2 separate regions of the Mus musculus genome follow, and region 1 is linked to region 2. Evidence: chromatin loops called from intact Hi-C (ENCODE). Cell type or tissue: gastrocnemius. All regions are shown on one strand. Each heading gives the region's core, and the rest is flanking DNA. Links, peaks and the distances in the headings are about the cores only.

Region 1 (15,087 bases), core at 3,377-11,376, 53 kb after region 2:
GTAACTCCAGATCCAACACCTTCTCTGGGCTCTGTGGGCAATGTAATCACATGTACACAGACCCTCCATACACACACACACACACACGTATATCCCATATATATATGTGTGTGTGTGTGTATGCATACTATGTACAGTTATAAATAAATAAATAAATAATATACAATACTTGATATTCTGAGACAAGTTAGCTTCATTGTTCATGGAACCTCTGCTCTCATTTATGTATTTATCTCTTTATTTGCCTTTTGAGACAAGGTCTCATGATGAAACATAGGCCGACCTGGAACACACGATCCTTTTGCCTCAGCCTCCTGAGTGCTGGGATTATAGACACATGCCACCTGCTGGGCCGGGAGTTTGCCTGGTAGGACTGCTGCCTCTGTCTGATCCGCTGTAATCCTGACACTTGGGAAGCAGATAAAGTTGCATGGCTACAACTTTGAGAATGGTCTGGTCTGCACAGCAAGTTCCAGGCCCATGGGATCTACATTTTGAGACTTTGTCTCAACCAAAAAACTAAACCAAAACAAAGCAAAACCAACTCCGCATCTGTGTGCGCTATGCGCATCGTGCCTGTTCAGAAATCGGTGTGTGGTTGTGTCACTACTCAGGGTGGAGTGATTGCGCCCTCTTTCCTTGCAATCATCTTCCTTTCAAAGGAAAGGTGTTGAAGGAGTGGCCCACTTCTCTCTCAGTGCTGGAAGGCTACTGATTCCAGCAGAAGAGCAGGGCTGTCTGTGCCTCTGAGTAACCTGATTCTCTGCTACCTTGGGGACAGAGGCTCTACAGAGCCATGTGGTGCCAAGAGCAGGATAATGAAAGGGGACTCCTTAGCCAGCAGCACAGGGACAGCTGGCTGACCAGCTGGGAACAACTTGAACTAAATCCTTATTACAATCTTTTTTAATAGGGTCCCACTCTGTAGTCCAGGCCAACCCAAAACCCATTCTTTATAACTAAATTCCATGTCTCAAAGTCTTAAACATGCAATTAAAATGATAACATTAGACAAGAAGCTGTAGGCAAATGGCTTAACTATCAGGGACAGAGTCTCTGTGAACAGGACCCAGTTGGGTACTGGGGAGAAAGACAAAGAAGACATTGCCAGGCAGTGGTGGTGCACACCTTTAATCCTAGCACTTGAGAGGCACAGGATTTTTGAGTTCGAGGCCAGCCTGGTCTACAGAGTGAGTTCCAGGACAGTCAGGGCAGAGAAACCCTGTCTCGAAAAACAAAACAAAACAAAAAAATATGAAAACAAGAAACTTGTGCCTGGGTGTAGCTTGTCTTTTGCTACTTTTTGGGTTTTTTCTTTTTTCCACTCCTTTCCATCCTTTCAACCCCATAATATTAGAGGAGAGAGAGAAAAGGATGGAGGGAAAGGAAAGAGATCCCTAAATAAAGGCAGGGTTGGAAAGGAGGTGACATTATTGTTAGACTACTTCCTGCTGATGAGGGATATTAAGTTTCTTGGGTCAAGTTTGATCTTGAGGATATCTAATTTCCTCCTCTCCCTCCTTCGCCCCCTCCTCCCCCCCCCTTCTTCTTCTGGTTTTGTCTTTGTTGATGAATACTTAAAAAAAAATTGACCACCAACAACCAACAACCAATAACCAACCAACCAACAAATGACCAATAACCCACCTCACTCTTGGAGTCCTAGGCTTTATATACTCTCTAAAAAGTCCCCAGAATTCCAAACGTCACATAATTGCAGAAACTATCTGAAGCTGGCAAAACCGTCCCCCTGCAGGGGACAAGGCAAAACATAGCCAATTGCTGTGGGCAGTGTCCATAAACCCACACCTGGGGTTAAAACAAAGCACATTCTTATACTATTTCTCTCTCTCTCTCTCTCTCTGTGTGTGTGTGTGTGTGTGTGTGTGTGCGCGCACATGTGTGTGTTTTAAAAGAAATCAAAATTCCAGAATTCCCACTACACCTGGGTTTTGGTGTTGAGTGTGGGTAATGCCAGCCTTTTGGAGGCAGAGGCTCATGCATATGATACTCAGAGGATAATTTGTGGGAGCTTATTAGTTTGTTTCTCTGCTGCTGTGATAAAACACTTTGACCAAAAGCAACTTGGATAGGAAAGCATTGATTGTCATAAGGACACAGTCTGTTCCCTAGGGAAGCCAAAGCAGGAGCTGAAACCTGGAACGTGGAGGCAGACACTGAAGCAGAGACCATGGAAGGAGACTGCCTACTGTCTTACTCTCCATGGCTTGCTCAGTTTGTTTCCCTCTACAACCCAGGCCCATCTGCCCACAGTGGCATCAACCATATCGATAGTTAATCAAGAAAATGACCCACAGGCATGCAAATGAAGCCAATCTTATGGAGACCAACTCTTCAATTGAAGTTCCCTCTCCTGAGTTGACTAGTTGTGTCAAGTTGACAAAAACTAACCAACACAAGTGAACCTTTGTCAACTTGACACACAACCATCACTATTAAACCATAACCTTTCCTTTCTTCTTGATCCCCAAGATTTCATGTCAAAAATCATGATGTAAGACATAATATATGTGGGAAAAAAAGACATAATATAATTTTAAATGTCTCACAGTCAGGGTCTAATACCCAGGACTCACAATTTCCTAGGTTCCTAAGGGCTAGGGTAACTCCAGTTCTACTGCTTGGCTATTCACAGTATACACAGCTTGTGTTGATGGCTCAGGCCAGCTCCACTTTATAGCTGCTACTGTCTTTTGTCCCCCAGTCCTATCATCTCCAATATTCTGGGTCTGCAACTTAGGCTTCATTTTAACCATGGACTCCTGGCCTTCTCTTTAGAGAGACTCTGACCCTGTCATGTAGTTCTGTGCCTCAGTTCCTCTCCACGACGTCTTCAGTCCTTCAAAAAAAAAGAAAGAAAAAAAAAAAGAAAAGAAAAGAAAAGAAAAGAAAAGAAAAGAAAAAACCCAGCACCATTATGTGGGAGACTCTTACACATTATTTTCTAGGTTCTGATACCAGCTTGATATGCAGCCTCAGTCTCCAACTAAATCATAGCTTCTGCGTGGCGATCCTGAGAAATTACATCCCAGATTTCACCTCTGTGATGTTGATCTCTATTAATGACTGCCGGTTTTTCAGCCCTGACTATCCAGCATCCACTGCCCCAGTAAAGCAAAAGTTTCACTTCCACAGACTTTTAATTCACTATACCGTGTGAGTAGCCCCAATGGAGTCTTCACCTACCTATGAAACTTCACAAGCTAGGCCTATTACACTCCCAACATTTCCATCTCCCAGATTACCATAACAATTCATTAAGCTCTAAGCACTTAACAGCCTTCTCCAGCTCAGAGCCCCGAAAAAAAGAAACAAAAAACAAAACAAAACAACAACAACAACAAAATCCTTTCAACAAACTTTCAAGAACAACACAGTCAGGTTCATTACAATACCCCACTTCTGGGACCAATTTCTGTCTTAATTTGCTTTGTGCTGCTTTGATAAAATACTGATGGAAATCAACTTGGAGAGGAAAGGCTTGTTCCAGCTTGCAGGTTATTGCCTATTATCCAGAGAAGATAGGGTAGGAGCCTAAGGCACGAAGTGAAGCAGAAGCCAGGGAGGAACATGCTTTCTGACTTGCTCTCTATGGTTTACTCAGCTTACTTTCTTATAATCTAGAACCACCTGTCCAGGGGTGGCACCATAGCATAGTGGGAGGTGCTGACATTAAGGTCTGGTTCTTTAACTGGTTCTTGACTTGTTAATAAAGAAGGTTGGGAGCCAATTGCTTGGCAGAACGGACAGGTGGGGCTTCCTGGTCCCAAGAGGAAAAGGAGACTGGGTGTGGGTGGAGGGCTTTTCTGCCAGGTGAAGCACACAGCAATCGTGTAAGATCTTGGGGCAGCTAGAACCAGTGGCCTCTGCTATGGGCAGATGGCCAAGGAGGTGTGTGTGTGTGTGTGGGGGGGGGGGTGTTAGCTGACACAAATTACTAAGTTTAGAGTAGGAGAAGAAATGGAGATAATAATTGATGAGGGCACACCTTTCCAGGCAGGAGATTCTGTGCCTAGCAATTGTGCCTAGTCGGCAAGCTCTAAAATAATAAAGCTGTCTGTCTGTCCTTTATCCAAGGAGTCTAGGTCCTTGGGAGTGGGCTGGTGGAGTGGTCAACTCCCAGAGCATAGCATGGCTAGAGAGAGAGGCCGGGTTGGGGCTGATTATCATTGACCCCTGGAGCTAAGCTGGGAGAGACAAAGGGAAGCTGGGAGAGACAAAGGGGAGCCGGGAGAGGCCAGAGTGCACCAGCTCCCAGGCAGGCTGGGTCAGTGCTGGGGGCAGCTGATCTGGAGCTAAGCTGGGAGGATCTGGGAGTGTGGTTGCAGCTCCCTGGCTAAGGTGGTAGTGTGCTTTTAAAACTACATGCAACACCAAAGTGGATAGGCATTCTTCTATCAATTATAAACCAAGAACATGCTCCAACAGACATATTCACAGGTCAGTCTGATGGAGCGCATTCCTCGACTTAGGGTCCACCTTCCCAGCTATCTCTAGCTTGGATCAAACTGACAAAAACCAACCAGCACAATGTCTCCACTGGCTGAGCCATGTCTCCAGTTCTCCACAAAGTTATTTTTTAAAAACGGAATTAAGGCCAGGCATGGAAGCACATGCCTTTAATCCCAGCACTAGGGAGGCAGAAGCAGGGGAAATCTCTGTGAGTTCAAGGATAGCCTGGTCTACAAAGTGAGTTTCAAGACAGCCAGGGCTACACAGAGAAACCCTGTCCAAAAAAAAAAAAAAAAAATCAAAACAAAAACAACAAAACAAACAACAACAACAACCAGGATTAAAGGAGTTAGAGAGATGGCTCAGTGGTTCTAATGTGTGTGTGTGTGTGTGTGTATGTATATATATATATATATATATATATGTATATGTGTGTGTGTGTGTGTGTGTATTCATTCTAATATATAAACCAGAATTCTCTATGTAGACCAGGCTGGCCTTGAACTGTAGATATCTGCCTACTTCTGCCTTCCAAGTGCTGGGATAAAAGCATGCACCACCACGCCCAGCCTTCTTTTATCCTCTTGCTGATGTAACTCATGACAGCTGTCTCTAGCTGCCCCAGTGGGAAGTGGGTGTTTGTGGAGAGATTGGTCTGAGAAGGAGGTGGTTCAGCTCTGAGGATAAGAACCGGCTCAGAGAGCCAAGCCAAGGAGAAACCTGGGTCGGATGCTAGACATAAGCAGATGTTTATTCTCAATAAGTAGAGGCAGCACAGGAGTCCTCCAAAGAGGCCCGGGAGTGCTCCGAAGGGGTCCGGGAGAGCTCCAGGAGGGCCTTGGCTTACTTAGGCAGATGAATGCTTGGGGGTGATTTGTCCTTCTTTGGTCAGTTGCCACAGTGGGGAGGAACCTCCTCCCCACTGTGATGAGGAAGAGGTCTTGGTGCAGCCGGGTTAGAAGGGCAAACAAGCTGAGTGGCTGAGTAGGGACAGTTTCTTCAATGACATCTCCTTTATAAGAAAGTAGTTAATGCAAGCCACACAACATACGTTGCCCTTCCAAAAAGATCTTTGCCTTTTGAAAGATGTCGGAACGACCAACGTCCTTTGAAGGGTTGTGATTGGCCTGAGGTTCTCTTCTCCCTCACAAGTTGGAAGGCACGAAGGAGATGCCCATGATTTTCTACTGCCCTCTAGTGGTAGATGAGGAGAACTTGAGATGAGAAGGAAGAAGGGAGAGACCCTTGAATCGCCTTCGGGTGTGCCTGTGGGACCCCTCCTGAGCAGCAGCGACTGCTGAGGCCTCAGCTCATCCGCACTGGCTGTTAGGACGAAGAGCTTTTGGTGTGACTTAAGGCTAAGAGGCTTAACTGGAGAGGCGCCATTTGTCTTTAGACGTGTGCGGGAGGCGTTTTTGTCAAGGATAGGGCATTTAAATTATCTATGAGAGAAACAGGATGCTGGGTAATGCACCCATTTCCAGCACCTCTCTTTGGTTTCAGTGTTCCCTGCCTCTATTTTGTGTTCATTAGCCGCTGGCTCTCCCCGCGGCTAAAGAGTCTGGGAAGTGAAGCAGGGAGACGCTGGTTTCTGAACACAGTGAAGCTAATGCAATATCTTCCCCCTTATGCTGGAGGGATTCTAATCCAGTGCAGCTCCAGGTCCGCAGGGATCTGAACTCAGCCCTCCTCTCAAGTCAGCTCTAGGCAACATCGCTAAGCCTTGGGATTCTCCCTTGTTCAACAGGAAGAGCCCTGACACCACCAGTATGTAACTCAGGGCGGATCCCAGTCAATCAGCTCATTCATTGGTAGTACTTAGGCCAGGACCCCGTGCAGACAAGTGCTTTACAAATGCCACTTATAGCTAAAAAGATGGCTCAGAGCAGCAAAGATGGTTAAGAGCAGAACAGTATTTTCCAGAAGACACAGTTAGATTACCCGAAACCACACAACCTTCCAGAACTCTAGTCCTAGAAGTTCCGGTGCCCTCTCCTGGCTTCCGAAGGTACTGCATGCGCCCAGTACAGAGGCACACATGTAAACAGAACACCCATACACATACAATTTTTAAATGAAAAAAATTGAAATAAATTCCACTTTCTATAATTATCTCAGCCAGTGGCCTTGGAAGGGCCAATGGAAGCTTGGGCTTGAGGTCGTGACACACGCTTCCTGGATGGGAGGTTTGTTTTCCTTCCTGCTTCTTAGAGGAGACTCCACTTACACACTGAGCTGCAACGAGAAAGCTCGATTCAGGCCTGGGTTTTATCTATGGGCGTCCTAGAATGAGTACTTAGGCTGGTAGTAGGACTTTTAAGGATCTTCTTATGACTTAGGGGGAAATTGATGTGACTCCAAATTATTTTTTAAAAAAAGAAACTTTAAAAAGTAATGTTGGCATAAATGCTTCTAAAATGTGACATTGTGTCAATTCCACTAATCATTATATGTAGTACTCATAAATATTTCATTATTCTTGATGACCATGTTTTTTTTTTCTTCACTTGGCAAGAAATCCAACTCATGCATGACTACACAGAAATAAAATCAGTTATAAATTCAGTGACTTCCTTGTTCTCTGAATCCAAGAGCCACAGCAGTAAAATTCCTTTCAAAATGTGTAATGACCTTCCTTTCATGTGAGGTGTGGTCTATTTTATCCTAAAACAATATTTATTTTATTTGACATGTGTGTACCTATGTGTTTGTGTGTACCGGTACATAGAGGCACCTGCAGAGGCCAGAGGAGGGTCCTGGATGCCTTGGAGCTAAAGTTACAGGTGTTTGAAGGTTGCCTTATGTGGGTTACTAGGTAGTGAGTGTCACCTCAGGTTTTTCCCACCCACAACCCAGTTCCTCAATAACTACTTGTGTGTCTTTGGCCCCAGCCTTGAGCAGACTAAACAGACCTCAAGTGCTTGCCAATGGGTTTAACGACCCAGGTGGAGTCTTCCCCTTGCTGCACCTGCAATTTCCTAGAGGAACTTAGAAGAATAGGCTGCCCCAGGAGCTTGCTTTGTAACAAATCCAGCTGAAACAGAGCATGGGTCTGTGGGCTTGTCCTATATAAATGCACTGTTGAATATTAAACTTGGAGCCCTGGTCAGAACCTTGTCTTGGCTTCATCCTTCTCTCACACCCCATCCTTTTCATTTCCAGCTCCCCTTTCAGGTGATCCAGTTCAACCATGGCCGCTGGATGGCTACAGGTGGCGCCCAAAGTGGGGCTTTGTTGCTGTCACAAGCAAACCTACTTCTTTTTGGAAACAACCTTCTTTGCCTTGGCAGCCTTAGGTTTAGCTGTCTTGGGCTTGGTAACCTCGGGTTTGGATGCCTTAGACGTCACCGCCTTGGGCTTTGGTGGGCTCTTTACTGCCATTTTAGGCTTGGCACTAGCCTTGGCCTTCTTAGGACTCTTGGCAACTTTCTTTACTCCAGATGCCACAGGCTTCTTTGCTTTCTTTGGAGTTTTCTTCACAGGATTCTTTGCCCCTGCAGCCTTTTTAGGCTTTTTAGGGGTGGCACCTGAAGGCTTCTTAACCTCGGCAGCCCCAGTCTTCTTAGGCTTGGCCTCACTGGAAACCGCCTTTTTGTTAAGCTTGAGAGAACCCGAGGCACCGGCTCCCTTGGTCTGCACCACGGTACCCTTGCTCACCGGACTCTTATGCCTAAGCTTGACGCGGTTGTTGTTCTTCTCGACATGGTAGCCACCAGAAGCCAGTGCCTTCTTAAGGGCAGGCAGGCACACGCCACCGTCCTCCTTAGAGGCAAACATAGCCTTAGTTATGAGCTCGTGCACCGTAGGGCCTGTGGCCTTGCACTTAGCCACACCAGCCTTTTTTGTCATCTTCTTCTTGGTGGGAGACTTCTCTACAGGAGCTGGAGCCACAATATCGGTGGGAGCAGTTTCAGGTATGGTGAGAATAAAGGCTGCTAGCTGCTGGAAAAGAAAAGGAAATCTAACTGGAAGAGCAAATTTTGCAGTTATTTATACAAGTACAGCTTAATTTAAGAATCATGTACTGAGGGGCTGGTGAGATGGCTCAGTGGGTAAGAGCACCCGACTGTTCTTCCGAAGGTCCGGAGTTCAAATCCCAGCAACCACATGGTGGCTCACAACCATCCGTAATGAGATCTGACACCCTCTTCTGGAGTGTCTGAAGACAGCAACAGTGTACTTACATATAATAAATAAATAAATCTTAAAAAAAAAAAAAATCATGTACTGAGCTGGGCAGTGGTGGTGCACGCCTTTAGTCCCAGCACTTGGGAGGCAGAGGCAGGTGGATCTCTGAGTTCAAGGCCAGCCTGGTCTACAGAGTAAGTTCTAGGACTTTAAAAAAAAATCATGTACTGTTCCTTACTTTATAGGACATTTAAGAGCTCATACTGGATTGTTTGGACCCCTGGGCAATGCCACAGCAGAATTGTATACCAGGCAGATTATAGGCCTTACAGGAACACTTAGCCATACATACAATCTCATTCTTTATATCATCAAAATAGTAATAGTTTGAGACAATAATTTGGTATTTCTAGAAAATATGCACGTCAAATTGTAAAGAATTGTTCTCACTGTCCTCAATTTCTTCATGTACCACATAATGGTGTTATTCCTCGAGGACTCGTACCTAATCAATTATGGCAAATGGATGTTACCCATATTTTCTTATTATCCTGAAGGACAAGGTATTGTGGAACCAGCCCATGGAACTTTAAAACAATATCTTCATAAAAAAAAAAAAAAAAACCAAGCTGGGCGTGGTGGTGCACGCCTTTAATCCCAGCACTCAGGAGGCAGAGGCAGGCAGATTTCTGAGTTCAAGGCCAGCCTGGTCTACAAAGTGAGTTCCAGGACAGCCAGAGCTACACAGAGAAACCCTGTCTTGAAAAACAAAAACAAAAACAAACAAAAAACAAAAAAAGGGGGGGGAATTATATCTCTGTACACCACAAAATTACTGAAATCATGCTTTTTATTTTAAAATTTAAAATTTGGATTCCAAGGAACTCTCTGAGTGTGGGAGGAGCAGCTACTGGCACTGGTTTCTCAAGGAAAAAATTATAAACTCCTTAGAACAGCAATAGAAAAAGATATAGAAAGGATAGAAACCTCTATTTCCCATTTGCAAGAATCTGTAAACTCCTTGTTTTAGGAGAGCGTTTTTCAAAACAGGAGAGGACTTGATCTTTTATTCCTTCAACAGGGAGGACTATGTGCATCCCTCCATGAGGAATGTTGTTTTTACATCGATCATTCAGGAATAGTAAAGGCTAAAGTTCGAGAAGGACTGGCCAAAAGGAAAAGAGAAAAAGGACAGAATCAGGGATTGTTTGAATCCTGGTTCTCCACTTCCCCATGGCTTACAACTTTATTTATGTATTCACCATTGCTCTCTTCAGACACACCAGAAGAGCATCAGACCCCATTACAGATGGTTGTGAGCCACCATGTGGTTGCTGGGAATTGAACTCAGGGCCTTTGGAAGAGCAGTTGGTGGTGTTCTTAACTGTTGAGCCATCGCTCCAGCCATCGCAGCTTTAATTTCTACACTGCTTGGACTATTAGTTACAATCTTGTTGCGTTTAACTTTTGGACTTTGTATCTTAATCAGTTGCCTTCATACAGGATCGCTCTCAGCAAGCTCAGCTATTCACCATGGCAGTTATTCATCCCTATGAAGAGATGCATTGAGTGCCTATTCAATTGTCCTTCGTGGCTTTGGTCTGAATGGGAAAGAGTGGGCTATAGAAGGCCAATAGTCAGAGATGGGCAAGAGTGTTCCTGAGCTCCGATCAACCTAAGACAGAGACTATATCAATGCTCTGTTTGTGCTCCCTGATGGGTAAGAAGAAGCTATATATAGACAACACCGACTTAAGACAGGCATGGTCATCCTCTTTACCCTAGACGGGATTATGGAAAACAAGTAAGTCTTGTGCCCCCATCTAGCTACTGGTCCTTCTCATCTTTAAAAAACAAAAAAAGGGGGAGTTGTGCCCTTTCCCCCAGCCTTGAGTAGACTAAACAGTCCGTAAGTGCTTGCCACAATGGGTTTAACGACCCAGGTGGAGTCTTCCCCTTGCCTCATCTGCAATTTCCTAGAGGAACTTAGAAGAGTAGGCTGCCCCAAGAGCTTGCTTTGCAACATAATCCAGCTGAAACAGAGCATGGGTCTGTGGGCTTGTCCTAAATAAACACAGTGCTGAATATTCAACTTGGAGCCTTGACCAGCAGCACCTTGTCTTGGCGTCATCCTTCTCTCGCACCCTGTCCTTTTCACTTCCAGCCCCCTTTCAGGTGACCCAGTTCATCCATGGCCACTGGACGGCTACAGACTTGGAGGCTTATTGATTTATGAATGAACGCCTAGGCCAGAAGCTTTGGCTCGTTCCCCGACCAGCTCACACCTTACATAACCCATTTAAACTATTTTATGTCTGCCACAAGGCTAGTTACCTCTCCTGAGTTTCATACGCCCGACTTCTTCAGAGGCCAGGGCAAATCTCTCCACCTCTGACTGACTCCTAGAGTTCTAATCTCTCTGTCGGATGTCCTGCCTTCTATCCTGCCTCACCTTAAACTACTCATCAGCTTTTTATTGGCAGGTGATGCTTCCACACAGTACACAAGAGATTATCTCTACACCTGAGGTCCTTTGGTCCTCTGAGAGAACAACAAATGACCACTCACTGAGCCTCCTCTCCAGTCCCCACAAATGGTATATTTTAGTACATTTGAACCGATGAAAGTTGGCCCCAAAGGTAAGAATATTTATGGGTCCGTGAATATTCCTAGGATGGGGCTTTATGGCTCCTTCCCTTTCTCTTTGCCAGAACTTTGTCTGGCTTGAACCTGTGAAGAAGGTCTGGTCCATGCGGAGTTAACATGTGTATCGGTCATGTGTCTGTGCTGTGAGGTCTTCTGCGCATGCCTCTGAAGATGCTGTCTCCTTGGAGCCATCCCTAAACTCTGGCTCTTAGAATCTTTCTGCCTCCTCTTCTGCAGGGATCCTTGAGGGGAGGGGAGGGGAGGGGAGGGGAGGGGAGGGGAGGGGAGGGGAGGGGAGAGGAGGGGAGGGGAGAGGAGGGGAGGGGAGGGGAGAGGAGGGGAGGGGAGGGGAGAGGAGGGGAGGGGTCACCTGCTATGTCAGCCACACCCAAGGGTAAGAACCAGGCCTAGGAGTAATTGGCCAACGGAAAATTGACTCCGTGGTTTTGCGTGTGCTTTTTGCTTTGGTAATTTTTGTCTCAACTCTCTCTCTCTCTCTCTCTCTCTCTCTCTCTCTCTCTCTCTGCACACACACACACACATACACACACACTTTCAGCGGGTGTGGGAGGATTTAAGAGGAGTTGGGGGAGGGGCAGTATGATCAAACTACTGTATGAAAAATCTTTTAAAATTATTTATTCACTTTGGGTATATGAGTACTGCATAGAAAGAGCATCTACGCAGCATGTACACCTGCTGGCCAGAAGAGGGCATCAGATCCTATCAGAGATGGCTGTGAGCCACCATGTGATTGACTGCTGGGAATTGAACTCAGGACTTCTGAAAGAGCAGCTGGTGCTCTTAACCTCTGAGCCATTTCTCCAGCTCTGACAAAAAAAAAATATTTTTAAGTTAAAAAATTAACTGGCTAGATTGGCAGGCCAGCAGAGCCCCGGGGAACTTCTGTTTCTGCTGGGATCACAGGCGTGTGCCTCGTGCCTAGATTTGTCTTTGTTTTTGTTTGTTTGTTTGTTTTTGTTTTGAACATGAACTCAGGTTCTCACAATTACAGGGCAAGCACTTTACCGACTGACCATCTCCTCAGGTCTACTAATTGTTCAAGGAATGGGCAGTGGGTAGGGCTCAGTCCTCGGGAATAAAGCAGTGTGGCCCCGCTTGGGTGAACCCCATTCTTGTTTGCCTTGTGGGCTGTCTGTGGCTGTCTTCAGCTATCCTTGGCTATCCTTGGCTATCCTTGGCTAGCTCTGGGTTCAGCACCTCAGGGATCAGGGAAGGAAGAAAGCAGACTCTTGGTCAAATCAAACATCCTGCTAGGTTTTCAACATGATTGATAAAGGACTTCAGGTCTCAAATTCAGACCCGTGGACGCTGTGGAGAATAAGGGCGAAGGGGAGAGTGGAGCAGACAGGGGGAGAGGGAAGAGAAGAAAGATGGGGGAGGGGAAAGAGAAGGAGAGGAAGAGAGAGGAGAGGGAGAGACCAGAAGGGAAGGTAATGGGGTGGGAGGGGGAGCAGGGGGAGTTTCGCAGAGCAGCTTTTGATGGAATCCTGACCTCCCCTCTCATCTCTGCCTGGGGTCCTCTCTCCATTGTCCTACTAGCTGATATGAGCTCTCACAGACATGGGCAGACAGACAGACAAACAAAGAATCTGCAATCCTGGAGAGGGGTTTCTAAGGTGTTGGGTGCTAGAGCACCACCTTGTGGTGTTGGAGTTGTTGTTTTTTTTGTTGTTTGGCTGGTTGGTGGGTTGATTTGCCTTTTCAAGACAGGGTTTCTCCCTATAACCCTGGCTGTCCCTAGAACTTGCTCTGTAGACCAGGCTGACCTCAAGCACACTGAGATCTGCCTGCCTCTGCCTCCCGAGTGCTGAGATTAGAGTCCTGTGCCACCACTGCCCAGTTTCACCTTGTGATGTTGATAGTTTCACTGAAGCCACCTAAACAGTGACTTCCTCTAGCTCCAGTCTGCCCTGGAAGCTTCTTCTCGCTCCTCCTTTCCAGGATGGGGCTGAGCTACCTCCTAACTGTTGCCTTTAAGCTGCCTGGGTGGTGGTTGTGGAGGGGCTAAAAATCTGGGAGTTTGACCAGAGTCCAGAGGAAGGAAGGAAGGCTGCTGGCACTCTGTGATTCTTCAAGATGGATTTACCCAGAGCCAGAAAAGGGTTCCCAGAACCCAGGACAATGTAGAAGGTTATACTTCCTTCTTTAGGTCCCTGCCTGCTTGCTAAAGACCTATATCCAGTTGACATTTAACAGTGGTGTCCCATGCCCCAATCTGAACTCCCCAGGGGGGAAAAAAGTAGGGTTAAGGGTTCAAGGGGTGACACTGAGGGGCCCTTGGGCAGACAAGTGTAGGGTGTTTCTGCTCAGCATGACCCCTGCATGATCCTTCACAGCCGCACATTGGCTGGCGGGGGGGGGGGGGAACGGGGTCGGGGGGGGGGGGTCTCCCTCATCTCAGCCCAGTTTAGCCCTATCTTCCTCCCATGATTTTCCTCTGAGTCAGGGGAAGTTTTGATACTGTCTCAGCTCCCTGCCTTTGTCCCTGATACTGTGCTGAACAGGGAATTACAACCTATGCCCCAAGCCATGTCCAGTAACTGGTCCTTAATTAAACTGAGAAAGCAGAAAAAGGAGAGTTAGTGAATGTGGCCACATTAGGAACCAAGGGACAAAGACGGTCAAAGAGGGACAAAGAGATCCAGTATCCCCCAAGTCTGTCTTCTGGGGTCCTAAAGTGAGATTAAAGTTTGAATAGGGGGCTGAGGGTGGGCACACCTGAGCAGGTTATGACCTTCAAGTTCAGAAGCAACACTGTCAGTTTCCTTTGGAGCTCAGGCTACTCAGAGGATCAGGAGAGAGCCTTTTGGCCTGCTTGCCCGCCCTCCCTCCCTCCCTCCCTCCCTCCCTCCCTCCCTCCCTCCCTCCTTCCCTCCCTCCCGCCTTTCCTCCCTCCTTCTTGTCATTTGGCCTTCATTTTTCTTCTGCTTTGCCCATGGCCCACATTTAGGCCTGTGTGGGGCCTGTAATCTCCCTTTGGGGCCTTGGGTCCACCCCTATCCTGTACCAAGGCTTCCCAGGCCACAGAAGCGGGCTTATTCCAGAAGGACTCAGAGCCTCTCCAGCCACTCTCTACAAATCCCAGCCAGAACCCTGCACTTCACACACACTCCAGGGGAATTAGTCTCCTCTATACAGGCTCCACATATTTATTCTGACTCATAAAATGCCTGATCTCCCCAGCTATGTGTAATCTGTATGTCCTCATTCTCTCTCTCTCTCTCTCTCTCTCTCTCTCTCTCTCTCTCTCTCTCTGTGTGTGTGTGTGTGTGTGTGTGTGCTTTATGTATGTAGCTGTTAAGAGCCCACAGATTGCTGACAAATGAATCATCATTTGGGGAATAAGTGTTGGGAAGACACCGCCTATAAATAAGACACCAGTCCCTGACCATTCTGTAGCCAGTCAGCACCTGATCCCAGGCACCCCAGAGGCTTGGGGCTGGGGCTGGGACTGGGGGCCTGGTTGTCTTTCTCCTCAAACACCAGAGCATACCTTTCACAGGTATTTCTAGCTTGCCTGGAGTCTCTGAAACTTAAGGATATAACATGTGCAATCAGAGGAGAGTAAAAGGCAGGACAGGGGGCTAAAGGGGATCAGAGATGATGTCTAAAGATCACAGTAGGATTTTACTGCTGGCAGGCATGGGGATCCATTCACTGTACAAATACTTCTGAGAATCCGCATGTCCCTGCCCTGGGAGCTAGAACACTGTGAGGAAAGTGGCTGGCCGACTCTCCCCTCAGCAAGCTTATTCTCTATCAAGAGAAGCCGAATCTAACCAAGCAGAAAAGGCTACTTTTAGGCAAAGTCATATA
Region 2 (15,087 bases), core at 3,307-11,306:
TTTGTGGAGGGTCAGACAGTCGTTGCTAAGGTGACCAATGTGGATGAATCGAAGCAGAGGATGCTGCTGTCTCTGCGGCTGTCAGACTGCAGTCTGGGGGATTCGGCCAGCACCAGCTTCCTCCTCCTGTGCCAGTGCCTGGAAGAGCTGCAGGGCATTCGCAGCCTCATGAGCAACCAAGGTGGGGCATGTTTAGTGGAGGCAGGGAGCAGAGGATGAGGTCTTTAGTACACCACCAGTGCTTTTATTGTACCTTTGGTTAGGGTGAGTGGGGCTATCTGTAATCTATGGTTTGAGGGATGAAGTCTTTGTACCAACCTGGACCATCAAGGGTGCTAGGTAGGCGCTCTCCTACATCCCCTTGTATGCCCCAATGAGGCTTTCTCAAAGAGAGATGTTCATGAAGTGAGTGCTACGTGTTTATGAAGTGAATACCCGTGCACTACTGAGATTAAGGTGCGGGTCTGCCTGAGTGCCTGACTAGCAGCTGCAGAGCCTTGGGTGGCACCCCAGTACTGCATAACCAGACAGGTGGCACGCCCCTGTAATGCCAGTGCTTGGGGGGAAGGGAAGACAGAGGGTCAGGAGTTCAAAGCTATCCTTGGCTATGTAGCAAGTTTGAGGTCATCCTGGGCTGCATGAGACCCTCCAAAATAAAAAGGTAGTGTGCTAGACTACTTACCTAACGTGCACCACCTAAGCTGGGTGTAGTGGTCCTCACTTGTAATCCTAAAACGTAAGAGGTGGAGACAGGAAGATCAGGGATTCAAGATCATCCACAGATGCAGCAAGTTCTAATGCAGTCAAGGCTATGGGAGACCCTAGTTTTTGTTTCTTAAAGTCATTGTAAGTAAGCAGCTGCAAACTCCCCCTCGCCACCACAGTTATTCTAAAATCAGAATCTCTCGGCATTCTGCGGCATTGGCTTTACACCGTGAATTTACCAGCCGGTTCATTCTCTTCTTTAAATGTTGTTTATTTGTGTGTGCATGCAAGAGGCCTGTGTAGGTCAGAGAACAGGGTATGGGAACCGGTTATTTCCTTCCACCACGTGATCCCAGGAATTGAACTCAGGTCATCTCACTAGCCTGACACTAAATGATTTTGGTTTTGTGTTGAGTTTGATTTATCTTGTTGAGCCTCTGGCTGGAACTCACTGTGCATAGACCAGGCTGACCTCAAGCTGTGTGTGACTCAGTACATGAACCACCACGCCTGGCCCGCCACTGGGCAGTTTATATGCAGTGAGCCACTCCTTCAGTGTCAGTGATTTGAGTGTTCTCTGCTCTGTGATGCCGCCACATTTCCAGAAGAAACGACTGCTGAGTGTGTCTCACTAATTCCCTGCTGTCTTTGGGTCTTTGGTAGACTCTGTATTGATCCAGACACTTGCTGACATGACCCCGGGGATGGTCCTTGATGCCGTGGTCCATGAGGTGTTAGAAGATGGTTCAGTGGTGTTCAGTAGTGATCCTGTGCCTGACCTGGTCCTGAGAGCCAGCAGATACCACCGGGCAGGTGAGTTGACTCATCACGGATGGCTGGTGAGACCCTGTGCTTCTCCTCCTCTGCTGGATACAGAATTTCCAAGATTGGGTAGCAGATGAGTCGGTTCATTTGAGGCATACTTACCTTGTATGGATGAAAATCAAGACCATTGACGGCAGGATAGATGTTTGTGTGTGGACCTTGTGATGGGTAGTGTCAGTGCTCAGCTGAACAGGACCTAGAATTACCTGGGCCGGCCTCTGGGCACGCCTAGGGAGTGGGGGCATCTTGGCTTGTTAATTTCAGTGGGACGGCGTGGACTGTGCTGCTGGGCTGTGTGAGTAGAGAAAGGGAGCCGGATGCATCCTCTGCGTTCTGCTTCTTGCCTAGGCGAGGTTTGATCAGTGTTTCCCATCCCTGCTGACTTGACTCCCCCACCATGATGGACTGAACCTTTCTCTCAGGAGCTGCTGTTGTCAGAGTATTTTATCACAGCATCAAGAAACTAAGATAGACAGGCTGGAGAGATGGCTCCGCTGTTAAGAGCACCAACTGCTCGTCCAGAGGTCCTGAGTTCAGTTCCCAGCAACCACATGGTTTGCTCACAACCATCTGTAATGGGATCTGATGCCCTCTTCTGGTGTCTCTGAAGAGAGCAATGGTGTACTCATATATTAAATAAACAAACAAACAAACAAATACATAAATAAAAACTAAGGTAGAAGAGCCTTTATTGTAGTTGAGTGAAGTTGGGATTTTATGTTATTCGATTGTATAACTTGAGGCCCAGCCCAGCCTTAGCTATGTGTGGTAGACCACCTTGGTTTCCCTATCTCTGGGCCATGTAGATGTGGCAGATGTTCTATCTTTGTCTTTTGGACTGAGGGGGCCCAGAGAGCTGCCTTCCCTTCCCCTTTGTCCAAGGCTGATCGTGCTGTGCTTGGCTCTGCACTGTAGGGCAGGAGGTGGAGCCTGGACAGAAGAAGAAGGTCGTGGTTCTACACGTGGACATGTTGAAGTTGGAGGTCCACGTCTCCCTTCACCAGGACTTGGTGAACAGGAAAACGAGAAAGGTAAGCTCTCGTCCACGTCCTATCTCCACTCTACACTGCTCTCACTGCTCAGAGAACCGTGAGACCGAGTGACTGCGCCTCGCTCTGACTAGCGCTTCTGTTTTACTCTTGCCTTGGATAGCCAATAGGGCAGATTTTCGTGCTGGTTCGGGTGACAGACACATCTTATGATCCAGCTGTCCGTAGGGCCAGTCAGCTACTGTGATGAGTGAAGAGAACATAGGTTGGGAGGGTTAGAGCTTAACCAGACTGCCTGGCAAATAGTGCCTGGCTCACGTGGCACAGACTGTTTGACTGTCTGGGTCTAGTGTTGGTAAATGTATGATGTCATCCACCCCACACCAACCCCGACCTAACTCTTTGGTTTTTTGAGACAAACTGGCTTTGAACTCAGTCCTGCCTTGGCCTCTCAAGTACTTTTTTTTTTTTTTTTTTAAATAGGAGAAGACAGAATTTAGATTTTTATTAGAAATAAATGTTGAAAATGTTGTAAGCTAATTTTAAAAACAAATCGGAAATAGTCAGTATGTCTGGGCATCCCAATTTCCAGGCAGCGTGGCCACAGTCTGTCCTGACACCTCTGTAAGAGTTGGGCATGGTGATGTAGTTCTTTAATCTACATAGGCAAGCAGATCTCTTGACTGTCCTGGTCCTCAGAGCTACACACAGAAACCCTGTCTTAAAAAGGATAAGTTTAGCCTGGCGTGGTGGCGCACGCCTTTAATCCCAGCACTTGGGAGGCAGAGGCAGGTGGATTTCTGAGTTCCAGGACAGCCAGGGCTACACAGAGAAACCCTGTCTCGAAAAACCAAAAAAAAAAAAGGATAGGTGTAGGGAAAAGCTCGAAATCTGTAGAAGTATTCTTTGGGTAAGGTGTACAGGCTGGGTATTGCTTATTCAAATGAAACGCATGGGATGAGAAGTGTTGCAAATTTTTCAGGTTTTTAAAAAATTTTTTGTTGTTGTTGTTTTTGAACCCTTTTCCAGCTGAGAAAAAGCAGTAGACACCAGGGAATCGTACAGCATCTGGAAGAGTCCTTTGCCGTGGCATCCTTGGTGGAGACTGGCCACCTTGTGGCTTTCTCTCTGATCTCTCACCTCAATGATACCTTCCACTTTGACTCTGAGAAGCTGCGTGTGGGGCAGGGTGTCTGCCTTACCCTCAAGACCACAGAACCGGGAGTGACCGGTCTGATTTTGGCTGTGGAAGGGCCAGCTTCTAAGAGGACCAGGATGCCAGTTCAGAGGGATTCAGAGACAGTTGATGACAAAGGAGAGGAGAAAGAGGAGGAGGAGGAGGAGGAGGAGAAGGAAGAAGAGAACTTGACTGTGAAGTCTAAGAAAAGGCATAGCCTGGCTATTGGGGACAAAGTCACTGGGACCATTAAGGCTGTGAAGGCCACACATGTTGTTGTAACCCTAGCTGATGGCTTTGTTGGCTGTATCCATGCCTCCCGCATCTTAGATGATGTCCCAGTGGGCACCTCGCCTACGACCACACTGAAAGCCGGGAAGAAAGTCACTGCGAGAGTGATCGGTGGGCGAGATGTGAAGACATCTAAGTATGAGGTTTGGGGAGATGGGACTGGCTTTGAGGGGACTGTGGCAATTATGGGAAGAATGGGAACATAGGCAGAGATTGCATGTAAATAATATTTTCTCTTAGTTAACTAAAAGGCAATCAGTCAGGATCCTTTAGCATATATATATTTTTAAAAATACTATATAGCAATTAAAGGGTGGATTTACACTTCGACCTGGCTCTGAATTTCAGATTACCTGCCGAGTCATTTCTGTAATTTGTAAAGTGAGAATAATGGCGTAGTCTACCTTGGAAGGCCATTGGGGAAACCGATGAAGTGCATGCGTGTGCTGCCTGCATACAGTATATATCAGCAGTTCTCATAGGGCCTCCTTCATAGCACTTCTTTTATTTGTATTACTTGTGTGTGAGCGCTCACATGCATTCACAGGCACACACATACTCGGTCTGGCCCATGCATGGCAGTTATGGCAGGCAGTTAGAAGACAGCTTTTCTCTCCTGCCACCTTGTGTGATCTGAGGAGTGACCTTAGGTGGGTAGCCTGCACACAAGCCATCTTAATGGCCCCTTACTCTAAATTGTATCATATTAGATTTCTTGCTATAACAAGAAGAGTTCAAAATCTGGCCTATGGATAGCATATTAATTTCAAGCATTAAGCATAGGATCTCTAGTAAGTCAAGTCTTTTCAGTACCTGGTATGATTGATAGTCCTTAAAGACCCTCCATGGACCTTTGTCAGCCTAGTCTGGTGTGAGGTGGGTGGTAATCAACTTGAGTTAAGGTGGAGCAGAAAGAGGTTGTTATCTGGGATCATCGGTTAACACTAAGAAGTGATTTGATTTCTTTCTCTTTAGGTTTCTCCCAATAAGTCACCCCAGATTTGTTCTGACCATCCTGGAGCTGAGTGTTCGGCCAAGGTGAGGGGAAACCTAGCAATGGGCCTTTCATACCTAGAGGTATGAAAGTTGAAGTCGGCATAGGGCAGTGGTTCTCAGCCTCTGGGTCATGACACTTTGGGGCGGGCGGGCGGGCGGGGGGGGGGGGGCGGTCAAATAACTCTTTCACAGGGGTCATCTAGGACCATTATGAGCATTATGAGGTAGCAATGAAAATAATTTTAGGATTCCACAGCATGAGGAACTATATTAAAGGGTTGAAAATCATAGAGGCTCATACCCGAAATCCTAGCACTTGAGAGGCTAAGGCAGGAAGATTGCCGTAAATTGAACCCCAGGCCAGGCTGTAGAATAGAATGTCAACACTGTTTGCAGGTGTGCTAGTGTTTAACAAAAGGAACCTTTCTGTCTCAGCCCAGTTTTCTAGAACTCAGTAATTCCTGAAATAAGTAGGTATCCAAGAATACATATGCTTTCAGCGTGTGTAGCTTGAATGCATGGTGACAGCTGAGGTGACAGCTGAGGCAGAACTGTAGGTTATCTGGTGAGTTCTGCAGAGTAACACTGTAAGAGACTGACTGGTCCCCACAGTGAGTTCTCCTGTTCTCATATGGTAACCATTTTGACCCTGCTCCTTTCTGTTTCCTCCACAAAAGACTCCAACGTTTCGGGGTTTAGGGTCATCATCAGTAAACCATGCTGACACGTGACTATAAGAATGCCATGTAGGGGCAGCCTGAGGTCTGGCAGGTTGGCATTCTCATAGCAGGAGATGTCACGGAAAGACTTGGAATAACTTTGCAGCAGTGTCTGGTCGGCAGCCTAAGGGATCCGTTTCTGGGGAGGCTTGTGCCTGCCATGGGGCTATTTCTATTTCTGGGATGTTGAGTTCTAGTTGCTAGCCGAGTTTTGTTTTTTGTTTTTAAGATTTATTTATTGTTATATGTAAGTACACTGTAGCTGTCTTCAGACACACCAGAAGAGGGCATCAGATTCTATTATGGATGGTTTTGAGCCACCATGTGGGTGCTGGGAATTGAACTTAGGACCTTCAGAAGAGCAATCAGTGCCCTTAACCACTGAGCCATCCCTCCAGCCCAGCTAGCCGTGTTTTTGAAACTTCAGATTCAGCACATTAATTTTAGATTATTAGTATATTTGGTACATAGACCATATATCATTTTTTTCTTTACTGTACTTTCCTTAGTTTTACAGGTTGTTGGGGGTTTTTTTTGTTTGTTTGTTTTTTGCTTTTTAAATATTTATGTAGTCTACATTCTTGGTGAAAATGAAGCCCATGCCTGTGACTCTAGTGCAGTGTCTTTCCCTTTGCACTGGAAGGTCGTATCTTTTAGTTAGCAACCTTTTTTTATTTTTCTTCCCCTCCTTCAGTATTTTGAGATAGGGTTTCTCTGTGTAGCCTTAGCTGGTCTAGAACTCACACTGTAGACCAGACTGTCCTTGAATAAAGAACTCAGAGATCTAGCTGCTACTGCCTCCCAAGTGCCAGGATTAAAGGTACTGTGCCTGCCACTGCCTGGCTTAATATATTTTTCTGTTTTCTTTCGTTTTAAGTCTGGCTTTTATTAATGTTTTCTCTGCTTTTGCCCTCTGTGAGCTTTCTGTGTGTGGCAGGACTGGGGTAAAGTTTGTTGCATTTAAAAATATGTTTCGAATGGATGGTTGTTGCACAGTGGCAGACTTCTTATCTAGGGCATGCAAGAGCACCGCTGAAAAGAAATTTGGAAGGATATCTGCGTCAGTTTAAATAGTAGCCATTTAATCCTCTCATTCTCCAAGAGTGGTTTACATTTGGGCTTGCTTCTGATCTTCATAAAAATCGCAGAAAACGTCTTACGGTGCCACAGCAAACAACATTGAACTCACTCCCCTGTGCTCGCGTGTGGAATTTCTCTTGTGTGGAATTTCTGAGTCAGAATAGTTTCTCCAGTCACTAGCACATACAGCCATATTTTGCATTTTTAACAGCACCACTGTACCAGTGTGTGGATGAGTCTTGTTTTAGAAACCATCTGAGTGAGTAAGTTGGGCTAGCAAGTCTTCCTTTCTTACAATTTTTTTTATTTAGTCATTTGTGGATTGACAACTTTCAGACCACATGTTCTTGCATGTCTGAAAATAAGTAGATAATGGCAGTTTAGCAGAGGCTTTGAGTTAAGCTCTGACTTCAGCTCCTGCCTCGGTAGCAGACAGTCAAGTTACTATCTACGCTTAATTCACACATGAGGTTGTTTGTAAGAACATTTCTGCAAACCAAAGCAATAGCTAAAGTAAAGAATGAAAACAATTTGTTTGTTTGCTTGCTTGTTTGTTTTTGAGACAAGGTTTCTCTGTGCCCTGGCTGTCCTCAAATGAACTTACTCTGTTGGCCAGGCTGGCCTTGAACTCCCGTAGATCCACCTGTCTGTGCCTCTCGAGTACTGGCATTAAAGGCATGCACCACCACATCCAGCCCAAACTATGTGTGTGAAACATGAAGCAGTTTGCCCTTAGTTTAGTCACAGATTAATGACTCAGAAGAGATGATTGGTCCCAGATTGATCATTGAGAAGATTCTCCTTTAACGAGTGAGATTGTCCATGAGAGTAAAAATAGCTGAGTCCCTCATGGCCACTTGAGGGAGGTCTTTGAAGTTAGAGTGTCCCAGTGGTTGGCTTACTCTGTTGTGATTTTTTTCAGTGAGTTGAAGGGTAGCTACAGTGCTCTTAATACTCACTCTGAGAGCCCCGTGGAGAAGATCAGGCAGTACCAGGCTGGGCAGACTGTGACCTGCTTCTTCAAGAAGGTGAGTAGTTACTGCCCTCACTGTAGGCTTGACCCTCCTTCAGAGCTCTCAGAGCAAGCTGGGCAAAACTGGAGTCAGAGCCTCTGCACTGGGCATTCGGAGTCTGTCCTTACTGCCATGTAGGGCTGTGGGTGGTGATACCTGGCCTCTGCCCTGAAAAACCTGTCTCTAGGTGAGCTGAAAATAAGGGAGTGGTGGCGGGGAGCAGACATGTGTGCCTCCACTAGTCTCCCTTCTATGCCTTCTTGCCTCTGGTCACTGACTCCAACGAGCTATCTTTCCAACCTTTGAGGATATATCTGTTCATCTGAAAGTCTGAACTGAGTAAACACCAAAAATGTAATACAGAGTTGGAGGCATGGCTTGGCAGTTAAGAGCATTTGCTTTTCCAGAGGACCCAGGTTCAGTTCCCAGCTCCCACCTGATTGCTTACAACTGTCTGTTAACTCCAGTTCTGGATGTCCATTCAGCATCCTTTTCTAACCTCCCCGAGCACCAGGCATGCACATGCTACACATACATACATGCAGGCAAAACACTCACACAGAAAATAAAAAATAAACAAATCTTTAAAACTATGTAATATAGAAGAAAAGGTTTAAAGGACCAAAAATATCAAAGACCATTAGAAAGGCAGCATGGAAGTTTCGGGATAAGTACAGACAATGCAATGTCTCAACCAGCAATGCATTGGTTGAGACTGAGTAGACAGGTTGGTATGGTGGCCGCCAGAGCCCAAACTCTGACAATAGGCAAAGTGACCATGTTGATGGCCTGAGTGGTTAAGTCAGAAGATGCAATATTAACCTAGGGGTCTCTGCGTTTATGGATGGACAAATTAAAGCACCATTTGAGACAGTAGATGGCTGACTGCAGCTGTCTAGTGGGAGATGTGGTGAGCAGCAGCGGACCTGTCCTCAGCATAGAGCTGCTGCAGGGCCAGACTGCTCCCTGGGCACAGGCATGGCCGTGGCTGAGCAGGATGAGCTGTCTCAGGGCTGACTTACCCTCCACGGTTTCCCTTTGACATGCATGCTGTGTGCTGCACAGTGACTGCTTCCTAGCCCTCTCCAGATGCATTAGGAAAAGCCAGTCTTTCTCTCCTGTTTGGGATTTTTGGTCTGGTTTGGTTTTGGTTTTATTTTGTTTTTTTGAGACAGGGTTCTACACCTTGGCTGGTCTATAACTCACTATATAGACCAGGCTGGCCTTGAACTCAGAGATACCCCTGCTTGCCTCCCAAGTGCAAGTATTAAAATCATACCTGGCATGAAATCTTTCACTGTCAGAGTCTCTTCCATAATCTTCCTGGCATGCCAGTGATGTTTATCCTTTTAGTCGCCTGGGACATTTATAATCTCAGAAATTTAACACAGCATACGAGGTTGTTCATGATCTGTTTGCACATTTCATATTCCAGTCACCATGACAACCATCTTTGGTTTTCCTCCTATCTGTATCATGCTGATTCCTGTGCCTGGTTTGTCTGTTTTCCTTCTGCCTAGTGCCCTTTTAAGAGTCAGCATCTAGGGGCTAGAGAAATGGCTCAGCAGTTAGAAGCACCATCTGCTCATCAGAGGTCCTAAGTTCAGTTCCCAGCAACCACATGGTGGCTCACAACCATCTATACTGGGAGCTGATGCTATCCTTTGGCATGCAAATGTACGTGCAGATTGAGCACTCATATACATTAAATAAATAAACAAACAAACAAATCTTTTTTTTATAAAAAGTCCCAGCACTTGGGAGGCAGAGGCAGGCGAATTTCTGAGATTGAGGCTAGCCTGGTCTACAGAGTAAGTTCCAGGACAGCCAGGGCTACACAGAGAAACCCTGTCTCAAAAAACCAAAAAAAAAAAAAAAGTCAGCATCTGCCCTCTCATGTGCTTGTTGGTAGCCAGTATATCCCTGCAGCATGCAGCACTTCTGTATGCTGTGCGACACTATTTAATTATGTATGAATTGATTGAAGCTATGAGATGTGGAGGTGGGCGGCGCCTCAGGATGGATTCCTGTCCCTTGGAGAAATGAGGGGTTTTGACCTTTTCATCCGTGTTTTCAGTGTTCCCAAGAGAGTGCATTTTAGTTCTGGGCCAGCCAAGGGTGCTCTTACATCTGCCCTGTCCCCCACAGTACAACGTGATGAAGAAGTGGCTTGAAGTGGACATCGGACCGGACATCCGAGGGAGAATTCCCTTGTTGCTCACTTCCCTCAGCTTCAAGGTCAGTGTCTGGAGAAAAGATTCAAGAGTTTACATGGGCTATATGGGGTACCTGAGTAAGTACGGGGTCTGATGGGTTAGGAGGCAGAGACTTAAATGTTTTATTTTTGGATAAATGACAAACCTTTATGGGAACATTAGAACTTTTTTTTTTTTAAATCCTTTCAGGTTCTGAAACACCCAGACAAGAAGTTCCAGGTTGGGCAGGCCATCGAGGCCACCGTTGTTGACCCAGACGTCCCCAGGGCTTTCTTATGTCTGTCACTCATAGGTGTGGAAAGACACGGTACCTGGTCAGAGAGAGGCTGGGGTGGGAGGCTTCAGTTACCACCAGGATTAGAGACCTTCAGTGTCAGGAAGCCAGGACAGAGCGTTCTGGGAGACAGTGTATTTGTTTGGTTTTGGTTTGCTCTTGGGCTTTGTTCTCTGGCTTGTGTGACTCTATCGCTCTCTTAGGTCTCCTTTTTCTAAACTTGGTTTTCTCCGGTCCTTTGGAAGGGATTATCTGTCTCATGGTCGTGGGTTCAAGCTGTGATGAGCCTACTCAAGTCTGGGTGCACCTCTGGGTTGGCAGGCCATAGTCGGCCAGACTGCCAGGAGCTCTGTCTCCACTTCCCACCAGGACCTTACAGACTTGAAGAAGGTGAAGTGGCCATGGGCCGAGTGATGAAGGTTGTACCCAACAGGGGACTGACCGTCTCCTTCCCTTTTGGGAAGATAGGGAAAGTCAGTATGTTTCACCTGAGCGACTCGTACTCCGAGGCACCCCTGGAGGACTTCTGCCCCCAGAAGATTGTCAGGTGAGCCAGAGAGTTCTTCTTTGCCTAAGTATGAAATTGGTGGGATTTTCTTTTAACTGAATGTGATATGGGTGTGTGTGTGTGTGTGTGTGTGTGTGTGTGTGTGTATGTGTGTGTGTGTGTGTGTGTGTGTGTGTGTGTGTGTGTGTGTGTGTGTGTGTGTGATTTTAGTCTTCCCCCCAACCCTGAAAAACTTAACAGTTTACATAGTTAAAATTGCTACTAAGTTGAACTGCCAAAGCCTTTTCACTGGAACGTCCTGTGTGTGTTAATTTCACCACAGATGGAAATGGAAAAGCTCTAATCCCTGATCTCTGTGCCTGTGCTCCTGCCATCGCATACTTAGGTGCCTTCTCACTCCATAGGGGAAAATATCACTAGCTTTAGAACTACTGATGGCAGGAAGAGAGAGGAAAACAACATGGAAGATGCGTGCTTCTGTGCATCACAGGATGTGTGTGTAGGTCAGAGGACGTGTGTGGGAACTGGTCTCTACTTCCGTCTTGTGGTCTTGGGGCCTGACTTCTTCCACCTGTACCCTTCAGACCACTGAGTCACCTCTCTGGCCCCCAGAGCTGATTCTCAAGCATATTCTTCATGCATGCAAAATGCTGGCTAGGTATCTTTTGACATGAATATTGATAGTTGTGTGTGGATAGTGTCCAAGGTGATGTCTTGCAGAAAGCCAGTCAGATAGGCCTAACTTGCTTCCTCTGAATAAAGATGTTATTTACTTGGTCTACTGTCACATAGTGTATCCATTGTTTCTGTGACGATGCACTTTCTTCACTCTGCCGATAGAGGGTGCACTCTTGCAAGCATCTGTAGTGGCTAGTTTCTCCTGTGTGTGAATTTGTCAGCTTTACAGGAACCAAGGCATAGAGTCCTCTGTACTTTCCCGTTTTCTCCTTGAGCTGGAGCCCAAGAGCCAGGGGTGGGAGAGCAGCCGGGGCACAGCTTCTTCTGAGAACATGTCTAGTTTAGATTTTTGTTAGCATACAAAATAATGGATATCATTATGGCATTTTCACAGATCAAATCATTGTACCTTGCTGATACAGCCATCCTCCCATTACCGTCTCCATCTCTCCTCCATGGCTGCCCTGAGACAATTCCTCCCCACCCCATAGTCTCCCTTCTGCTTCCCTGTTATGGGGTCAGTTAAATCTAGATTCTGCATATAAGAAATGTGTAGCCCCCTGTCCGTCCACCCAACTCCAATTACTGCCTTTTGTTCTTCCATCTGTCCTTTTATGCTTTACTTTATCTTATCATGCATATGGGTGTTGTCCCTGAATGTGTCTCTGTGAACCACATGGGTGCCCGGTACTACAGAAGCCAAATGAGGACATTGGATCCCCTAGAACTGGAGTTACGGGTACGTGTGAGCTTGTACGTGGTGCTGGGTACTCAGAGCCAGTGCTTATAGTCGCTGAGCTAGGTTATCATTTTTCTCTTCTTCCCCTACAGTCCCTTCCCCTCTCATGTCCTGTGTGTGTGTGTCTGTGGGTGTGTATGTCTGTGTGTGTGTGCCCACGCACATACATGGAGGAAATGTGACCCTGTCTTTCTGAGTCTGGTTTATCATGATGAACCCCAGGTTCACCAATCTTCCTATAAATGATGTAATTTTATTCCTTATAATTAAGATTACACTCTGTGTGTATATGTCATTTTTCTTTATCCATTCACCTGTTGATACACATCTTAAGTTTAAACCTGTTTTGTGGCTTTTTGTTTTGTTTTTTACTGGAAGGGAAACCTCAAATATATAAATAAGTTTCTGTTTCTTCTCCTGCCTGCTTTTGCCATATATACTTCGACCTCTAATCTTTCCAGACTTAAACACATATGTGGGTATAATTTCATTTCCTCTAGTATTAGAACTTCACTTTATATATTATTTGCAACTTGCTTTTCTCTCAAACCAGTATATCATGAATTTCTCCTTCATGCTAGTATCTTGTTCTTTCACCTTATTTTTAGTATTTATTTGTACTACAGCATTTTTATCTAACCTTATTTGATCAGTTCTCACGGATAGACAGTAAAATTGAAATGCCTGTCTTTTGTGCATGTTTGGATTATTGTACAAGTTTGAAATACATTTATAGAAGTAAATTTAATGGACCAATTGATGTTAAATATTTTGCAAAATTGTCTTTCACTTATAGTCCCCTAACAGTGGTGACCAACTTCCCTCTTCTTCCTTGTTAGGACTGTAAGACTGGATTGGTTTGTTTTGGCTTGTTTTATATGTATGAGGCCTGTGTGTATGTGCGTGTACCATTTGGGTGCCTGGTGCCCTCAGTAGCCACAAGAGGACATTGGATTCCTGGAACCGGAGTTCCACCTTGTGAATACTAGGAATCAAACCCAAAAATCTCTGAAAGAGTCGCCAATAATCTTAACTGCTGAGCTTTTCTCCAGCCCAGACTGGATAAGCTTAATTTTTATTTTAGTCATGGAATAGGCAAAGATTGATCTTTCATTTTAATTTACATTTTTAGTTAGACCTTTAAAAATATTTATTTTCTATGTATGTCAGTGTGCATGCAGTGCCTGTGGAGGCCAGAAGAGGGCGCTGGAATTGGAACTGGAGCTATACAGTTGCTCTATAGGTGCTCAGAACCACACTGGGGTGCCCTGCAAGAACAGACAGTACTCTTACTGCTGAGCCACCTCTGGTCTCTTAGTTTGCATCTCTTATATTGTCTCTTTATGTTTTTTTCCTGTGCTCTTGTTTTCCAAGCCAATTGCTTGTATTTATTTGAAACATTTATATTTTTAATTAAAAAGTATCTGTACATGTTTTTTTTAAAGGATAGCAACCTTGGGGGTGCAGACTTTATAAACAGTTTCAGGCGCCCACTAACAAACCTGGGCCCAAATTATCTGTGATTGGTTGGTTTTGAGCTGAGTTTTATATGGGCTGGCCTCAGACTTGTGATCCTCCTTAGAGGATCTAGGAGTTCTAGGTTCTAGGAGTACAACTTACACCACAAGCCCCACTCTTAGTTCTAAGACCATTTTTGTAGCCTGAGAAAAGTGGCTTTGCAGAACCAGATCTCAAGATGTGTATCCTACTACCAGCCAAGGCCACGTAGAATGCACTCCTCCCAGAGTCAGACTAGAAAGCAGTCTTGGCCCAAACTCCATCTCGAATGTCCCAGCCTCTGACTTCCACCTAAGTTGTCAAGTATTTATCCAAACCAAATAGCATAGAGATACCCAGAGTCTGGTGGAAGACAGATTCTCAGTGAATCTCTGAGACACACGGGAAGCTTATAAAATGAGGGTGTGGCTTTGAGCAACATAGTCATTTGGAATACTTTTATGACAGCCAGACCTGTGGGTAGTATGCAATCAAAATTCCCGTCTTCTGTCAGATGTGGGTAGAAAATGGTTTGCCTCAAGGTAGCACCTGAAGCCTGCTTCCGCAGCAGGGCTCTGGTGCCTGTGAGAATCACATCCCTGTTGTGGGAATGTTTCACGTTGACTTGTGGTCCCTGTAATCCTCTCTGAGTCTACTTAGTGATAAAGGACTATGAATTACAGTTTTACCCGAGCTACTTTGGAAACTAGTGAGAGTCAATCCCACTTTCCCTCTTCAAAGTCTGTCGCTGCTCTGTCTGGCTCCTCTCCAGTCAGTTGTCCCTGGGTCGTGTTTTCTGTGGTTTTTCTGTCTCTATGGAGGTTACAGTTAAGAGTTACTGTAGGGACAACTCCTGGTAAACTCATAATTGAAGGTAGCAGAAGCTGAGGATGCCCTGAGTGCCTGTAACCTAGCCAGCCCTTTAGGAGCACAGTGCAGGGTAGAGCCCCAATCTGTCACCTCCCGGCCATGCGACTGACTGGAGCTCAGCTTGCTGCCCCATATGGTGAGAGTGCCCTATTGCAGCATATCACCTACTCGACTAAAGATCTGTCTCACTTTTAATTTCATGCGTGTGAGTGTCCAGAAGTATTGATGGTTGAGTGTGTCTTCCTCTTTTGCCTGTTTCAGATGTTACATCCTGTCCACAGCACACCGTGTGCTGGCTTTGTCACTCCGGTCATCCAGGTGAGTGTTGTTGGTGTGAGAAAGGAGAAAGAACAACTCAGAAGACCTAGGCTATATATAGTGCATTTGCCTGGGGTAGAACTCTGAGTTCCACCCTCCTCTGCCTGTCTGTACACTGAACCTATTTTTATTTAAGTGTGCATGATGGGTTGGGGGTTGCGGGAGGCATTTGAGTTTCTGGAAGAATCCAGA

The links. Peaks named below come from ENCODE experiments on the same cell type or tissue, not always from the same donor. Only the 100,000 strongest peaks of a DNase experiment are listed, where the experiment ranks them.
Region 1: it touches region 2 in a loop (5-fold over the local background); 34 of 42 quality-filtered maps call a loop at or near these places.

What each region holds. Positions count from the first base shown.
Region 1 is chr19:47,162,744-47,177,830 of GRCm38, forward strand. It overlaps the pseudogene H1f11-ps. Among named protein-coding and RNA genes, the nearest start is that of Neurl1a, 8.5 kb to the right of the region's middle. In gastrocnemius, for the core only: CTCF peaks have their summits at 5,687 (motif pointing left) and 6,482 (motif pointing left); DNase peaks (open chromatin) are centred at 5,712 and 6,471; H3K4me3 peaks cover 970 bases; H3K27ac peaks cover 632 bases.
Region 2 is chr19:47,109,593-47,124,679 of GRCm38, forward strand. Pdcd11 (programmed cell death 11) reads left to right here. Exons shown (of 36, transcript NM_011053.2): 17 at 1-181; 18 at 1,369-1,518; 19 at 2,446-2,561; 20 at 3,549-4,123; 21 at 4,963-5,025; 22 at 7,705-7,810; 23 at 9,944-10,033; 24 at 10,201-10,303; 25 at 10,655-10,832; 26 at 14,839-14,895. LOC115489011 (a long non-coding RNA gene) reads right to left here and starts at 914. Exons shown (of 2, transcript XR_003952861.1): 1 at 683-914. In gastrocnemius, for the core only: no CTCF peak of the experiment used is centred there; no DNase peak of the experiment used is centred there.